Linked DNA regions of Homo sapiens: region 2 is linked to region 1. A link is a loop called in an ENCODE intact Hi-C map of the cell type or tissue named here. Cell type or tissue: mammary epithelial cell. All regions are shown on one strand.

Region 1 (2,500 bases):
CAGTTCATCAGTGACAGAGCAAGATGAGACTTGAACTCATGTCATTGACTTCCAGTACAGTTTACACCCCTGGTTTTACAGATGAAGAAACTGGCCCTAGGAGGGATAAATGACTTGCCCACTTCATTCAACAACTGTGTACCAAACCCATTTCCATAAGTGTGTCAGCAGGACCAGCTCTGAGCAAAAATGAAAGTTTAGCAAAGTTTAACTTTTAGCATACCCCATGTCTTCATGATTACTCTCACCCGCAACTGACACATACTTTTGGTATTCTGTCTCCCAGTCACTCCAGACCATGCAATCTTGGCTTGGAGACCTGGTTTCACCTACTGTCCCTCCACCCCCAGCAACTCAAGAGGTACAAAAAAAATCCATCTCCAAATGGCCACATACTGGGCAGGGCAGGGGCAAAGAGAAGTGACTGGTTTCCGGTTGGAAGAAGGTGGTTTACCACCCAGCTCTTGGCTATTGTTTCTCCTCAGACTCAGTGTAGACACCCTCAGGCTGGCTTCCTCATCTCCTCCCACTGAGGCTAATTACTCTGTCCCATTGCAGGGCCCCAGGCTCTCCCACCTAAGGTCTGCCCCGCTCCCCTAGCCCCTTCCCCAGCAGCCCCAAGGGTCCAGTCTGTGTTTGATCACCCAGGATTATTAGATTTCAAAGCTGTGGAATCCCATAATTTTTACGAGCATATGCTCTCCTCTAGGGTCTTTTCACGTCTGAAAAGGCGGCCAGCAGCTCCCTGCCACTTCTCCACAGTAGCAGTGCAGGCCAGCTGACAAGGATTACAAATCCCTAGTGTCTCATAGCTGGCGCCTAGATAGTGTGGGTGACGGGTAGAATAAGAGCCCTTGAAGCAAGTTCAGAAATTCTAATAAGCTGAAATGCAGCAGAGACTGCAGAGGCACAAGGAAAGGGATTAGATACCCAAATCCTGCAGGGGTTCAGGAGGCTATGCTTCAAAGCCCCTTTGATTCCTGCCTTTCAGCTCTCTCTAGCGGTCACCAAGCGCAAAGTTCTATGCCTGGTTTTCAAGTCATTTAAGCAGTCTTTTCTAGAGACCTGCTGCGTGTCAGACACTCTGCTAGAATCCGGGAACTTCAGGAATGAAAGGAACATAAGTAGAAAAAAACCAGAAGAACACAAAGAGTTTGTACTACCTAACTTCCAAGATACCCTTTTCTTCTCTGGGCGCCAGTACCCAGAGAGTACCGACCTTAGCGCCAAAATTCGGTCCTCTCTGAGGCAGATCAGGAGCCACCACGCCCCCAGTGAAATGGAGGCGGCAGGAATCCCACCCCCAACCCCTCTTCCTCTCCCCACGACTATCCTCCCGGGGGCGAGAGTCGCCCGGAAGAACTACCCGCGCCTCGGCATTGGTTTCCTGCTGAGCCCCAGCCGGATAAAATTAGTCGATTGCTCACACTAACAAGTGTCAGAGTCCGCGTCCAGCTGAGTGGGTGGGGAGAGCAGTACTGGGCCGGGCCGCATTCCCGCCCGGGCCTGTCAGAGCAGCGGACAGACAGCACCTGTCGTGGGCCTCCTCGTTCCCTCACTCCTGCCAGAGCCTGTGGCCCCCCCGCGGAGACCGGGGACTACACTTGGGAGCATCTTTCCCCAACTCTCGTCACCGCAGAGACCGCGCCGAGCCCACCTGCCAAATGTTAATACACTGGAATGCCAGGGGAGGGGAAAAGAAGGTTGCACTTCTACTCTCCTTTCCCACCACACACCCACCCTTCACTGACCTCGCCACGACTGGGCCCTGGCATCCGGGCCTGGGGGTGCTAATCGACACTATTTCCCGCCAGGTCCCCATGCCCACTCCACACTCTGGGACTGCCTGGGGGTGGATTTGGCCCTGGCGGTCGCTCCTGGTCCTGCCGCTGGCCTCCGGCCACCTTGGGCGGGGACGCGGAGAGTGGGGTTGGCTCCTCCCCCGCCGCGGGTCTCCATCCATTTCCCCATTTGGGAGGGGTAATAACCCGGGAGCCGCGCCACGGAAATGCATCTTCCCCTGCTATTCAGACGGGAATCCGCCCACCCATGACAACCGCCCTTCCCGCCTAGGGAAAGGGGGCGGGAAGACCTAGCCTCGGGCCCTGCCAACTGCCAGCAAGCCAGACGGATAGACAGCAGCTGCTGCGTGTCCGAGCTCAGCTCCTCCTCGATCCCCCGCCCTCTACCTCCCTGCTCGCTCCACCGACACCAGGGGCCGTAGCGGCGACGGCGCCCCACCCCCAGCGCTCGGTCCGGAGCCCTCGAGGTGATCCGGGCTGGGCCTGTCGAGGATCTTTTACAATCGGCGGCCCCCTATTCTCTCCCGACCGGCCTCGTCCCTAGCGTCCCAAGAGCGGGATCAGGCGGCTGCTAGCGAAAGACCTACAGGAGCCCAGACTCGAGGCCCGCCAGGATGCGGAGACTGAGGGCGGGTTCGGCCGCCAGGAAGCGCTCCCGCCCGGGGCAGCAATCCTCCTCCGCCCTCCTCTGCAACCTC
Region 2 (2,500 bases), 85 kb before region 1:
TTTCTCCTCTGCCTAACCCTTCTCCCATCAACAAGCTTCCTTCACTTCTTCCCTCCCACCTCCCTCAAAATCCCCTATGGATAATGGGATGATCTTTGTCTTGCAACAGGGCACTATAGACGACCAGGATGGTCCATCCTTCCTCCACCACTAGTGACAGCAACAAGGCTAGCTTGGGGAATTTTAGCATCGCTCAAAGCCATGACTAATAAATAGATAATTTAAGCAAAACTCATGCACTTGCTATGCTAGCAAGCATCAAGGCAAGTCCTTTAGTCACCTCCTTCCAACCAAATTGCTTTCCCTAAGCCCTTTCTATTGAGAAATTATGGACCCTCCACCCCCATTATATGCCCCAGGGCCTAGCACAAGGGCTGGCTGGCACATAATAGATGCTCAATAAATATTTGTTGAATGAATAATGGCCGAACAGATGAAGACTAAACATACCTAAAAGCTAAAGGAAATAATGCTAGCTGAGTCAGGAGACCTGGATCAGCCACTAATCCATCTTGTGACCTTGAGCATGTTCCTCTCTTTGGGTCTAAGTCTCTTCCTCTGTAGAATTTTGCACTGAACTCAGTGATCTTTTAGGGGTCTTCCATTTCTGGGAGTTCATAATTCTGTGATCCGTACTCTTGTACCAAATACCACTTGCCGCCACCACCCCTGCTCTGCCCCGCCCCACCCAAAGAAGTAAAAGAAACTTCCATCTAGTCATCAGATAGTATTGGGATCATGCTGATAGGGAAAAGAATATAACTTGGGGTTTTGGACCAAGCCAATATCAGAGAAGCCACTGCTTCCCATTATGCCAATGGGGATTGCTGATTAGGTCTCACTCCTATGACACAAAGGCACAACATTCAAGGTCCTCCGCTCCTTGCCTCCTCTGCCTTGTCTTTGATGTCCCATGAGAAGTATGTTGACCAGACAATATCCCCTTGGCTCTGGTAGTGGTTGGAGTCAGTAAGCTGTTGGAGATCTGGGAGTCCTGGTCATTGCAGAACAAAATTCTTGTCCACTGTTATAAGCACATAGGTCTTGATTTTAAAAGTCTTATGCAGCCATAAAAATATACACAGACCAACCTGCCTGGGATTAAAGGGAACTAGGCAGAAAACCAGAAAAGGTAGAGTCTCTCTTAGTGGGCCTTTCCCTTTTTGTCTCTCTGAATTGGGTTTCCATGGGGATCTGTGGGTAAAACACATGAACTTTAAACACTTTTTAAAAAAACTTAAAATGACATTTAAGAGACCTCCAATATTGGAAATCTTTTATTCTCTGATTCAAAATATGTAACCAGTAGAAAGGTGGTTTGTTTCGTATGTGTTCTTTTAGTGTGATGAGTCAGGCTGAAGCTGGGATTGGGCAATGACTATGTGAGTATGTGGTGAATTTCAGAGGGGAAGTGCTGTTTGAGGAAAGGCAAAGCATATTTATCAGACAAAGAATGTATGAAGCCTAAAGCATGTGTTTAATACTTTGAGAAGCTGGTTACTCATACCTCCCTCCTCCTTGACACATACAGTTAGGCTCCATGATCAAACATCAGATTTAGGCTAGACAATCTTTGAGGTTTGTTCCAGTTCTGATGTTTTTTCTCTGACTGTGTGAGATTATTCAGACTTGCAAGTGCACTTTTCCAATGAATCCCCTGTGGTTACTTTCAATGTTTTATTCCAGGCAAGGAACAAATGACTGTAAAGTGGCTAAACCTCAGTAGGCTTGGCCATAAAGTGACACGGAAAATTGATAGTTAGTGATGGGCCATGAACTATGAAGTAGGGTGAACCCTTTGGATCCTCAGGACCCAATAGCTCAAAAATAGATCAAGAAGGAAGTGTGTACATGAGGGAAAATTGCTTATAGTGATGTGCCTATTTGCATTGAAATGTCATCCCTTGGGGGGTCCCCCCACCTGTCATGGGACAAATGTCTTATAGAAGAATGTGACAGCAAATGTGCCACACTGATCAGATGCTTTTGGCATACTTGAACCTTCCTGGTGTTATAAATAGGAGGGAATGAGCCTGGACTTAAATATGTCATGCTGTCAGAAACAGAAGGGATGTGCTACCATTAATAAGGGGCTTAGAGGATCCTATAGTTAAGAGCCAAAGAAGCCCTCTATTTCGAGAAGGGAAAAGTTCAATGACTGTCCGCTATCAGAGCACAATACGAGCTAAATTACTAGCAGTAGGTTGGTCCTTGACCCCTTTGGATCATAGGGAAATGATGATAATAGAGTTGGCAAGCCCCCAAGGCGCCCTCCAGACTGGACATGCATGGAGGCTGGGTCAGCCAGTTTCCACCACACTTCCAATTGCCAGTGTACTCTCTTCCTTGGAGCATTACCACCACACTCTCAGCAGGGTGGATTTGGGAAGTGGCCTGGAATATGGCAGGCCTTCCCTCTCATCCTGCTGGGAATAGTCTTGTCCGTTCCCGTTCTAGGAAAGAGAAGCAGAGAGATGCCAAAGGCTCAGGTACCTGTTGA

The links. Peaks named below come from ENCODE experiments on the same cell type or tissue, not always from the same donor. Only the 100,000 strongest peaks of a DNase experiment are listed, where the experiment ranks them.
Region 2: it touches region 1 in a loop (3-fold over the local background); 3 of 110 quality-filtered maps call a loop at or near these places.

The regions. Positions count from the first base shown.
Region 1 is chrX:74,534,486-74,536,985 of GRCh38, forward strand. No RefSeq gene overlaps it. Among named protein-coding and RNA genes, the nearest start is that of RLIM, 79 kb to the right of the region's middle. In mammary epithelial cell, CTCF peaks have their summits at 986 and 1,829; DNase peaks (open chromatin) are centred at 356 and 1,476; H3K4me3 peaks cover 1,261 bases; H3K27ac peaks cover 700 bases.
Region 2 is chrX:74,449,855-74,452,354 of GRCh38, forward strand. All of the region lies in intron 1 of SLC16A2 (solute carrier family 16 member 2), which reads left to right. Among named protein-coding and RNA genes, the nearest start is that of SLC16A2, 30 kb to the left of the region's middle. In mammary epithelial cell, no CTCF peak of the experiment used is centred here; DNase peaks (open chromatin) are centred at 297 and 1,437; H3K27ac peaks cover 1,801 bases.